Regions from separate parts of the Homo sapiens genome. Here regions 1, 2 and 4 are each linked to region 3. The links are chromatin contacts, found by Hi-C or POLR2A ChIA-PET in ENCODE. All regions are on one chromosome and are shown on one strand. The core of a region is the stretch at or near the end of the contact, and the rest is flanking DNA. Distances in the headings are between cores, read along the strand shown. Region 1 has its middle 110 kb from the start of KLF13. Region 2 overlaps OTUD7A (OTU deubiquitinase 7A). Region 3 overlaps TRPM1 (transient receptor potential cation channel subfamily M member 1). Region 4 overlaps KLF13 (KLF transcription factor 13).

The links. Hi-C counts contacts between places; a loop is a spot of excess contacts on that map. ChIA-PET counts read pairs that join two places held with the same protein, here RNA polymerase II (POLR2A). Pooled maps may share reads with other maps.
Region 1: a pooled map shows a loop between it and region 3 (2.3-fold over the local background). The contact joins two enhancer-like sites. A Hi-C loop is called at or near these places in 4 of 37 single-sample maps with no recorded cell type and 3 of 50 pooled maps. POLR2A ChIA-PET finds 5 or more read pairs at or near these places in 2 of 52 experiments (A673 and OCI-LY7).
Region 2: a loop to region 3 is called in a pooled map, with 2.4 times the contacts of the local background. The contact joins two enhancer-like sites. A Hi-C loop is called at or near these places in 2 of 37 single-sample maps with no recorded cell type and 2 of 50 pooled maps.
Region 4: a loop to region 3 is called in a pooled map, with 2.0 times the contacts of the local background. The contact joins two enhancer-like sites. A Hi-C loop is called at or near these places in 1 of 168 maps with a recorded cell type or tissue (B cell), 5 of 37 single-sample maps with no recorded cell type and 4 of 50 pooled maps. POLR2A ChIA-PET finds 5 or more read pairs at or near these places in 1 of 52 experiments (B cell).

The regions. Positions count from the first base shown.
Region 1 is chr15:31,434,612-31,437,311 of GRCh38, reverse strand. It overlaps a transcript of KLF13 not described here. Among named protein-coding and RNA genes, the nearest start is that of KLF13, 110 kb to the right of the region's middle. RefSeq lists an enhancer at 1,945-2,464. Within about 2 kb of position 1,336, at least 34 of the 41 ENCODE cell types and tissues checked have a DNase peak (open chromatin) inside an H3K27ac peak, as active enhancers do; they include OCI-LY7, where a contact is called at or near this core.
Region 2 is chr15:31,487,421-31,490,250 of GRCh38, reverse strand. OTUD7A (OTU deubiquitinase 7A) reads left to right here. Exons shown (of 13, transcript NM_001382637.1): 11 at 2,685-2,799. Among named protein-coding and RNA genes, the nearest start is that of KLF13, 160 kb to the right of the region's middle. RefSeq lists a silencer at 131-281 and an enhancer at 1-436. Within about 2 kb of position 1,475, at least 18 of the 41 ENCODE cell types and tissues checked have a DNase peak (open chromatin) inside an H3K27ac peak, as active enhancers do.
Region 3 is chr15:31,012,692-31,015,504 of GRCh38, reverse strand. The region is part of intron 27 of TRPM1 (transient receptor potential cation channel subfamily M member 1); the gene reads left to right. Among named protein-coding and RNA genes, the nearest start is that of TRPM1-AS1, 13 kb to the left of the region's middle. Within about 2 kb of position 1,489, at least 6 of the 41 ENCODE cell types and tissues checked have a DNase peak (open chromatin) inside an H3K27ac peak, as active enhancers do; they include B cell and OCI-LY7, where a contact is called at or near this core.
Region 4 is chr15:31,360,151-31,362,850 of GRCh38, reverse strand. All of the region lies in intron 1 of KLF13 (KLF transcription factor 13), which reads right to left. Among named protein-coding and RNA genes, the nearest start is that of KLF13, 35 kb to the right of the region's middle. Within about 2 kb of position 1,295, at least 26 of the 41 ENCODE cell types and tissues checked have a DNase peak (open chromatin) inside an H3K27ac peak, as active enhancers do; they include B cell, where a contact is called at or near this core.

The DNA of each region.
Region 1 (2,700 bases), core at 87-2,586, 420 kb before region 3:
TGGCTGCGAGGGGAACCAGAGCAAACCCCAACATAAGGCATGGCAGAGAAGAGGCACCCTGCTGCTCCTCCACATTCCCAGTCACCTGTGAGGGCCTCCAGTGACCAGCATTCCAAGATCCTCTCCCCAGCCAGCAGCCACTACTGGCAGTGACTATGTGGAAGCTCCCAGTGCCCTTGGTGGGTATGAAACTGCTGGGGTCCATCTCTAACCTGGCCCAGTCTTTGCAGGGAAGGATGATAAATGGCCACTTGTCGCGCCCGTGCCCACACTTCATGAAAGTGTCCAGGGGATGGTCAGTCCACCTCAGATCGCCCTGGCAGTCAGGGCTGGCATTCCACACGTCTGGGGGGCAGCCTGAACTTTGAACACCCCACCCTCAGGGGTTACCTAGCTGACCCTGCAGCAGGGATCTAAGCCTGTGAGGATGGCAGCGAGTCCCTGAAGCCTGGTGACCTGAGCTCCGGAGCTCCGAGAGGATGGCTGGCTAGATATTTAGTTCTCTCTCCTATCTGTGGTAATGACTAGCAAAAGGGGGCTGGTCGGGTTCTTTCCAGGAAGGTAACATTGTCACACAGCATAGAGTAAAGGGACCCCACAACCTGCTGGGCAGTGCAGTAGCCCCAGGCCACACCTCTGTGAATGGAGCTTCCTGGTCTGGGACCCCAACTGGGGCGAGCGAGGGGTGAAGTGAGCAGTGCACAGCACATGGCATTCCCACATCCTGCACCCTCCCACCCACCCTTGCCTCACTCATGCCGGGCCCTGGGGGTGGGATGAACTGAGAGCCAGAAGTCCCACGTGAATGCAAAGCACTTCCACCCTGCTCACCTCCTACCACACCAAGTGCTGTGGTAAACACGCTCTCCCAGAGATGGGCCGAGCCACGGGCTGGGCATGGATTCTCACCATCATCTGCATTTAGAGGATACCAGGACACAGAGGGGCTGAGGGGCCCGGCTGCCACATGCACTCACATCCTCGGAGGCGTCACCCTGAGTTCCTCCTACTGGGACCCCAGAAACAAGTCATCCCCTAAGAAACCCCAGAGTCCCAGAGTGGTGCCTAGCTGCCTGGCCCTGTTCAGCTCTCACAGGTCCTGCCTACGATGGTGGAGGTGCTCCCTCCTTCCCTCCCTCCCTCCCTCCCTCCCTTTTTCCCCCGCCCTCCTTTCCTTCCTTATGGGCCAAGTGCATGTGCCTGCTCCACTGGGTGGAGCAGAGTGATCAGGACCCAAATTAAGGGACTCCTGGGGCCCTGCAGACATGACTCCTCCCGGCTCAGTGTTTGCCAAACTTAGACTATGATCCACTAAGGTTTGGACATAAGCTCAGTGGGCGGCGATTCCTAGAAAATAGGAGTGTATCACACGTAGGGTGAGTGTTTCATGAAAATGGCATAAGTTATACACATACATGAATAAATGTACATACATCTGTACATGCATGAATACAGCAACTATGAATGTATACTTTAATTTTCTGTAGAGATGGGGGATGAGTGTAGGGTGAATGTGTCTCGCATAAGGGTGAGTGTTTTTGTGAAATTGGTGCCAGTTTTAGATATCTGTACACGCCTGTGCATACACATGCATGTGGGGGTGCCGTGGAGATTGCATCATCTCCTGTGGGTCACAGCCAAAGACGTCTGAGCAACTCTCTTTTATTCTGTTTACTTCAAGAGAAAGAAAAAGTAACAAGCCAAAAGCCCCTGGGCTTCTCAGGAAACAGGCTGAGGGACACTTTCAGCACAGGATCGGAAGGTCTGGGGGTGGAGACACATCCTTTGCCCGCCACAGACACTGGAGGGCGTGTCGACATTGCCTGCAGATGTCCAGGAAAGAGCTTGGACCCTAGGGGGCGGAAAACCGTGGGTCTGTGACCTTGACAAGCTCTCCAGCCTCCCGGATCACCTTCCTTGTCTTCCTTGTCTTCTTTGTCACCTGTAAAAGATCGAGAGCCTCTTGAGGCCGTTTTGAGATTAAACACACCACCTGCGAAGGGTCCTAAGCATGACCCTAGCGAGACCCTTCTCCTAGTCATTCTCACAACCAAAGGTTTTCAGCTTGAAGAGAAAGCCCGAGCTGTCCCCAGTGTCCCTTACTGTGACAAAGGCCCCTCGGAACAGCCCCGCCCCCACAGCCTACAACACATTGAAAGGACAAAACATAGACAAAACTTAAAAGAAGTAAAAACACACACGTTGCACCCGCCCCGTCCCTTAGCGTGCATAAGATATACACAGGAAGGAAGTGGCCAGGGTGATTCAAGGAGGCTGAGCTGCGACGGCTCAAGGAAAGGAATATTTCTGACAAGTCCGCCTTGACTGTGGTTTTGAACATGATTTCAGCCCTAGTTTTGGCCAGTCCCCCGGCCCCCGCCAGCACTTGTGTCTGCAGTCTAGACACAGCAGCAAAGGGGGACACCCATGCAGGAAGGCGCCCAGTGGGCTGCCCCATGGCCTTGGGGTTGGAACCAGGGCAGGATGAGCAAAAGCTGCTGCGCGCCGGCATTGACGGGGGGCTGTGGCTGGGGCAGGGAGGCGTGGGCTGCTGCCCAATCCACAGGGCTGAGGATGAAGGGGAGCTCCAAGAAGCCTGCTTCCCAGTATTTTCCCAGCTACTGACTCACAAACAAACCTGTTTTTGATTTCTGCTCTTAACCCGCTTCAGGCCCTAGCAGGTCCAGCCCCGTGGAACCA
Region 2 (2,830 bases), core at 226-2,725, 470 kb before region 3:
TTGCTGTTCTAGACATTTACCACCAGAGGGCAAGCCGCTGCATGGCTGCTCCTCACTGGTAAAGCCAGGTTTCCAATAGGGAAATGTCAGGGTGTACAGTTGAGAAGCAGAGGCATCCTGAGCAGCCGCTGCTCACGAGGAGGACCTGTTTTCATGGCCTCCTGGCCGGAACTGTCCCTGGGCTCTGCAGCCCCAGCCCTCACCACAGGCCGCAGTTGACCCTCTGCAGAAAAGCCTTCCTTTGAGCCCCTCGGTGTCTTCAGTTGTGAGCAGGCATGTCCGTAGAGCCTCTCAGTACCTGGCCCTTCACCCCAGCCAGATCTAGGCCGCAAGGCTGCTGGACCCTTCTAGGTGGACAGGCACTAGCCCCTTCAGGGGTATTCCCACCGTGCACTGGAGCCCTGGGCAGCCCAAGGAGTCCATTCCAGCCCTGCTGTTGAGGGGAGGAGTCCCCAGGAACCCCATGATAGGGAAGTGAGGGTGACTGTCTGGGGTGCCGTCTTAGCTTAGGTGGTTTATCTGAAACAAACAAACCAAAATCACAGTGACTTAACACAGTGGAAATCTAAAAGGAGTGTTCTCAATTGTCAGGCAGCTCTTCAGTGGAGATCTGCTGTCTTCTGCAGGCACCATGGAAGGGGAGTGGGGAGAGACACCCCCATGCCTGAGCACATCACCCAGCACTTCCCACATTGCTTCTGCCCACAGACCATGGATGCCACTAGGTGCCTGTTCCCCCTAAATCCTGGGGCCGGGGTGGCTAAGACATGGAGTGGTGGCTGGGCTGATGTTCTCCAACAGCAATTCTACCCTGGGAAGCGGGTGGACAGCCAGACCCAAAATGTCCAAGTTGCACCCACAGGAACTGCTTCTAACAGATTATTCTTGTTCTAGAACAATATTTCCTGAATTTGCTTGATTTTAAAAGCCACAGGAGATGCTTATTTAAAATGTTGCTTTTTGAGTCCCTTTCCTGGACACTTTGGTTTGGCCCATCCATTCATGGGGGCTTGGAACTCCCAGGAGCTGCACTGCTCTATTCTGGGAAACATTGTGGATGGGGAGAGCCTGTGCCACCCCCTGCCCCATGAGTAAGAAGCGAGGCTAACCCCTTCTCTGTTTGTGTAGTGACTCATAGAACTATGGGACAGGCTGCTGGGCACCACCCAAGGGAGACCTGTCCCTGAGCCAGCCCTGCAGCCCTCCCTGGGTGTGTCTGCCCTGCAGCTCAGATCTGGAAAGGGTGGCCACGTCAAGGCAGAACCCAGCAGGCTGCAGCAAAGCCAGGCCAAGCCACCCCTGACCTCTCAAATCAGAGCACTGCACTTTCCAATCCCAAGCCAGATTAATGAAAAGCCCGGAGCTGGTCATTGGTCAGCAAAGCTGCATTTCCCTTATTGGCAGCTTGGGGAAGCTGGAGAAGAAGAGGTGCGGGGGTGGAGAGGGGAATTATTTGCACCCACTTTTCCTCTTAAGCAACACTGGAGGGCAGCATTGAGTCAGTTTTTCCAATTTCTTACCAAATCAACTATTGGTGTTCAGTCTTCGATTTGATCTATTTCCTTGCCTTTTTGTTCTTGCCATGGCACCCTTGCCATGAACCATGGGCACCAGCAAAGAGGCAAAGCAGCTGGTCCAAGGTGGCTGTGCTTCTCTGCTGTGTGTGACTCCCAGGTGTGGGGCCTGCAGGGGAGCTAAGTGGAGCCCATGGAGGAGGCTGCTGCTTGTTGCGAGGAAAGACTTGGGGAGACCATCTCCCAGTTCCTCCTGCCCTTGTCCCTGACAATGCCCTTGGGAGGAGTCAACCGTGTCACTAGGCACTCCTCTCATCAGGTCCCCCAGCAGCTCAGAAGCTCCTAGAAGATCCCAAACCTGTAGATACCCCCTCCACCCTAGCCCTTCTGGAGTGAGCCAGGATTTCCCACGGGTGGTGAGTTTCACCACAGAAGTTTTGTGATGAGTCAATCCCTCTGAGAAATGACCAGCCAGTGGCTCATCACTGCAATCTCCACCTACATGTGACCTCCTCAAAAGGACCCCCTGACCCCATCCGAAAAAGGCTTCACCATCACTGCCTTCTGCCTGGTGTTTACCCTTCCAGGGCTCATCACCACCTGACATTATGAGATGTTTGTTAACCTGCTTATCTGTCCCCAGCACAGGTGAGCTTCCCACGGGCAGGGGCGGGTGGGTCCATGGGTCCCAGGCACTGATACAGACTTGTGGCACAAAATTACAAACCAGTAGAGGTCAGCAACACCCTTGCTCACCTGACTTGCACATTCGGCCCTTCTCTGGGACGAGACAGGAGAGCTGAGCCCCAGGCCCACCTGCAAGGTGGCCTCCCAAAGTGTGCCTAACCTGCCTAGATCCTTCCTAGAAATAGCAGAGGCAGCAATAGCTTTTTTCCCATTCTGCTGCCCAATGGAGTATCTGCCATTGGACAGACCCAAAGAGAGCCAGGGTCCAGGTGACGCTTCCAACTGCTCTCCACTGTCCGCAATAAATACGAAATTTTAAAAACTAGCAATAGTGGTTTTGGTCTTCATGCTCCTGCTGGCACAGATCTGTGTAGATGTCCACTCGGTGCATTTGTCACCCAGATACCTGGCTTGGGAATTTCCTTGCCATCCTGCCTGGGGACTGCCGGGGCTCCAAGCACGGCTCTGTCTCTTCTGTTCCAGCCGTGATCCCCCTGACGGATTCTGAGCACAAGCTGCTGCCTCTGCACTTTGCAGTGGACCCTGGCAAGGACTGGGAGTGGGGGAAAGACGACAACGATAACGCCCGGCTGGCCCAGTAAGATCCTACTCTGTCCCTTTCCCCAGCG
Region 3 (2,813 bases), core at 240-2,739:
TTATAACTAACATTTTTTGCTTTATCAGCTTGGGGTACAACATGAGGTCATATATCTTTTTTCTTTTTCTCTTCTTTTCTTTTTTTTTTTTTTAAGACGGAGTCTCGCTCTGTCACCCAGGCTGGAGGGCAATGGCATGATCTCGGCTCACTGCAGCCTCCGCCTCCCAGGTTCAAGCAATTCTCCTGCCTCAGCCCCCAAGTGGCTGGGATTACAGGCGCATGCCACCGTGCCCAGCTAATTTATTATTTTTATTTTTTAGTAGAGATGGGGTTTTGCCACGTTGTTCAGACTGGTCTGGAACTCCTGACCTCAGGTGATCCACCTGCCTCTGCCTCCCAAATGCTGGGATTACAGGCGTGAGCCACCGTGCCCAGCCAAGGTTATATATCTTTTAATATTAAATGAAATTATTCTTTGACCTCATCTCATCTGCTTATAATCTCATCTGTTTATTCCAAGAGTACCTTTTTCCCTTTCTATTGTCCCATAGCCCCACCCCCACCCCCTGCCTCAAGTCAGGTGCAGGAAATCCAGTGGTCTGGTGAAGTCCCTACCCACTGCATCAAAATTCAAGAGGGTGAAGTCAATCGTTGCTCTTTGCTTTGATTTGAGCCCCAGCTTTCTGGTTGGAGGATAGAAAACGGAAACTCTGAGGAACTGGAGATATCAGGGAGATAGTGAGAGGGGGAACTTGGAAAAGTAATGCCATAAAGTTATGAACTCCAGAGCTCACCTGCAGACTGTGTCTGTCAGGGGTGGAGGAGTCTGCTCCTTATTCACATACCAAAGGCATTGAATGGGGTGACATGAACAAAAGCAGGTAGAGTAAGGAACTCTGGAATTCTGCCCCACCATAAAAGCAACAACAAAGTTGGCAAAAACTGTCAGAGTCTATATCTTGTGGCACTCTGGAAATTAAGCAATGGCTTATTAAGCAACCTAGGGCATTCTTATTTAAACAAAATGGCTGGATCTTGATAAGAAAAGTGAGCTTTGTGACATTTTAACTTAGCCCTGTCCTATCCTCTGCTCTCCAGTTGAGTAGTCACCTTGAAAACAACAACCTGCATTCCTAGTACCAGTAGGAGCAGAAAGAATCTCATATGCAAAGAATTATAATTACTTGTTTTGTAATTACAGGGCAGCTCCTTGAAAGCCTAGCTGAAAGGTTCGTCTGTATTTCACCTGAGTTGGAACAGGCCCAGTACTAAAGCTTCTAGTTAGAAGGGGTGGAGGAAGGGTTGTCAAAAACATTTACAGGCAAAGGGTTTAGTGCTTGCTCCCTGAGGTGACGGATGACAGCTGGGGCAAACAATAGACTAACCAAAAAACTAGGGAGAAAAACTGATGTCCATAAGAGCTTTGAAAAGCTCTAACACATTCCTGGGAATTTAGAAAGCTATGTGCATGCATAGGGCTGTGTGTATACTCAGGAAGACCTGAGAAGGCTATAAGCTCATTTCTGGCTGACTTGATCTTGAGGCTCTGTGCAAGCAGGAAGTGAAAGCTAAAGCAAAGATGTAAACTGCCTGAGTGTTGAAGATGTGCCCCTATATACACATACAGCTTCTCAGAAAAGACTAGAAGATTTTGTTGTTTTTGTTCCACACATTTAAGGAAATCTCTAAGTATTAACTGACCACTAAGCTAATAAAATACAAACTTCAGTGGCCACACAACATAAAGAATATAGACTTTACAATATTATTTCAGAAAAATCACTAAGCAAACAACAACTACAAAAATCACTAAACAAACAACAAACAACAACTACACTAAACAAACAACAACTACACTAAGCAATAACAACAAGCCTGAGAGGGGAGAGAATCTGATTTCTAGAATTGCCACATTATAATACTCAACATGTCCACTTTTAAATAAAAATGACAAAACATGCAAAGAAATAAGAAACTATGGTCCACACACAGGAAAAAGGACAATCTTAAAAACCATCCCTTAGGAATCCTGGATATTAGATGTTTTAGCAAAGAGTTTAACTCAACTATTTTAGCTATTTTAAATATATTTAAAGACCTAAAGGAAATCATCTCTAAAGAACTAAAGGAAAGTATGAGAAGGATTTTTCACCAAATAAGGGACTATCAATAAAGAGGTGGAAATTATATCAAGTAGTAGACGAGGTCTCAAAAAAAAAGAGGTAGAAATTATATATATTTTTAAAAAAATAGGTCAGGCACAGTGACTCATGCCTGTAATCCCAGAGCTTTGGGAGACCAAGGAGGGAGGATTGCTTGAAGCCAGGAGTTCAAGACCAGCCTGGGCAACAGAGCAAGACACCATCTACATAAAATCATTTTTAAAACTGGACAGGCATGGTGGTGCATATCATGGCAACTGGCAGAGCATGGTGGTGCCGGTAGTCCTAGCTACTTGGGAGGCTGAGGTGGGAGGATTGCTTGAGCCCAGGAATTCAAGGCTGCAGTGAGCTGTGATCTTGCCACTGCATTCCAGCCTGGACAATAGAGCAAGACAGTGTCAAAAAAAAAAAAGAAAAAAAAAAAGAAAAAGAAAGAAATGAAGGAAGGGAAGGAAATTCTGACATTGGAAAGTACAATAACTGAAATGAAAAATTCACTCTAGAGGCCCAATAGCACATTTGAGCAGGTAGATTAAAGAATCAGCAAACTGGAAGATAAATCAGTTAAAAATTACCCAGTCTAAGGAACAGGGGGAGGAAATGAAGAGAAATTGAACAGTCTGAAACCTGTAGAACACCATCCAGCAGAACAACATAGGCATCATGAGAGTTATAGAAAGAGAGAAGGGAAACTGGCAGAAACAATATT
Region 4 (2,700 bases), core at 46-2,545, 350 kb before region 3:
TCCAAGCTGAGTGAGGAAAACAAGGTTGAGGAGAGATGACCAGCAAGGATCTACGTGCGCCTTGGCCTGTATGTGCAGAGAGAGGGTCCCTAGGAAAGTAGGAACAGAGATCACCCAGGGGAACACTGAGCAGATGGAGAACAGGGAAGGTTGACAGAATTTTCCCTGGGGAAACTACTTAAATCTTTTAGATTCTAAAACACACAAATGCATTTCCTATTCAAAAAGTTAAATTCAAAACAAAAAATCCATAGCAAACTAGAAAATGCTAGCCATCAATAATGCCAATTTAAAAATCAGACATTCAACACTCTGGGCACATTACTGGCCCCATTCTGTATTCCCTATTTCAAAGCACAGTTCCTCATATTACCCCAAGAGCTCTCTTAAAATAACAATGGTCGCCCAGGCAGATTCTCCTCAGAATGTGCTGGGCAGTGGCTTCCAGGATGAGAAACTCAAAAATAGCAATAAAGTCCAATCTAGCTTTGTAGGAGATGTTCCCAGGGCAGGGCTCCAGGGCTTTAGAGCCCCTGGGTCACGCTGCAAACTGTCCTATTGGAGAAGGGCCCTCCCTGATAAATTGTTTGATAGGCCCAGCAGTTTAGAACGGGTCAGACCTAAAAGGCTATGGGTGACAAATATTCAGCAAAGGATTTAAACAGAAGCAGTTCCAGAGTTGTAATTCCACGTCAGAAGCCCCCTTCAGGCTCCTGAATACCACACTCCTGCCATAAGACCACTTTGTGACACCACTGTGGGCTGAAAATTAGCCCAGGTGGATGGCAGCTAGGAGAGCCAAGTCCATCCAGCCACTAGGATGCAGATCCCAAGTGCCACTGTAGGGGCTCATGAGGAGTAGGAACCAGGGAATCTGTGGACTACTGGGAAAGGGTTTTCTCTTGCACCAAGAGAAAAGGAAGGAGGGAGGGAGGGAAGAAAGAGGGCAGAGCACGTGGTGGGTAGGGAAAGGGACACAGTATGGAAAGGCCTCTTGGGCCTGCCTCTGGCTGTGACGTCTGGGGTGGGGGGTGGGGGGCACCAGCCTTGACAGTCACAGGGGAGATCTGCAGAATCTCACAGAGAAGTCCAACTGCTTCTTGACACGAACAAGCACCTGCACAGCCAGCCCCAGCTCTGCACCCCAGGTGCCCGTGCTCCCAGCCGGCTCTCTAGGCAACTGAGGGAGGGGCCCCTGTCTGCAGAGCCTTTGGCAACCATCGTGGCCCACTTCCTCTTCCTGTGTCTCCCCTCCCCCAGCCTTCATTTCCTCCCCCTGCCCTCTCCTTCTGTGTCTCCTGGGGGGGACCTTGCCTGCAGGGACCCCACCCTGCTAAGCTCTGCTACAGACACTCAATGGCACAAACAGCTGCATGTACACTCTTTACAGGGGTGCAGCTTTTACTTTTGGCCTGCACTGGGCTCATCTGACTCTACCAACCCGGAAGACAGGAAAGTGTTGATGTGAAACCCTTGTCAGAGGTGAGAAACCAAGTGACCTCACCAAGGTAACACACCCAGAAGGGTGGGCCTGAGGCTAGGCTACACCGGGAAGAAAGACATTCTCACAGCCCCTCCCCAGCATGGAACAGGAACACTGCTGCCCACGTTCACGTTCCAGGAGGAGCAAGCAGGGGCACCCACCCACAGTGCGGCGAGGCTACCCTCTGCACCCAGGGGCCCCTGCTGCCCCCACAGCCAGGCTCTACGAGGCCTATTTCACGGCAGGCTTGCCCAGGCTGGGGGCATGTGGGCCTGAGGACCTGTGGGGGACCTCCACGGTCCCCAGCTCCCCTGCAGCAGGAGGCTGCAGCTGAGGAAGGAGCCAGGCAGTTCCCTGGAAGGGCCCAGCGCTACCAGGCAGCGCACTCAAAACAATGGCACTCAGAAGCCCTGGAGGAGCCTCGGCAGGCTCCTCTTCCAGGCCCAGCACCTGCCACCTGGCCGGCTCCAGGTGCACAGCAGGCTCAGTTTTCTCAGGAAAAATGTGGCAAGGTTTCCAGCAGAATATAACGAAACAATGTATTCTTCAGGGTTGGTTTCACAAAGTAAATACATCCGAATTAAAATGAGCTTGTAATTTGGACGACGGGCCTAAAAAACGCCTTTGGTTTTTGAGGGAGCCGAGACAAAACAACAACAACAACAAATTAGACAACGGTCTGTTTTTTCTGAAACAGGTGAACAGTGCCGGGGCTTCTGCTAGGAACCTCCAGACCCCCAGGGAGGAGCTAGAAAGCCCCCAGACCTCTCCTGCAGCAGCCCAGGCCCATGGAGCCACCAGGGGCTCTCGGTCTTGCCCACTAGGAGCAAGTTACCCCTACCCTTTGGGAAAGCCCTTGTGTTCAAAAACCCTCTTGCAGAGAACAGGTGACCTGGCAGCCCCGGGCCCTGTCCCTCAGCCCTGCCCGCAGGTCTAGTAGCCCCCTACATCCTGCTCAGGCTTGTCGCAGCCTAAGTGCGTTGGAGAGGGCCTGAAACAGAGCCCCACTGCCTGCCATGTGGGGAGACCAGTGCTCTGGGGGGCCACCTCTTCTCAGGAGACAAAGCCCACCCTCTTCCCGGCACAGGCCTGCCCGCTGCATGTCCGTGCCCACACCTTCCTCCCTGTATCCTGCTGGCCCTGTTTCCTAAGCCCTTCCCTGTCCTAACCTAGAACAGGGCCCTAACCTTAAGGCAGCTGACCCCAGGGACACCAGC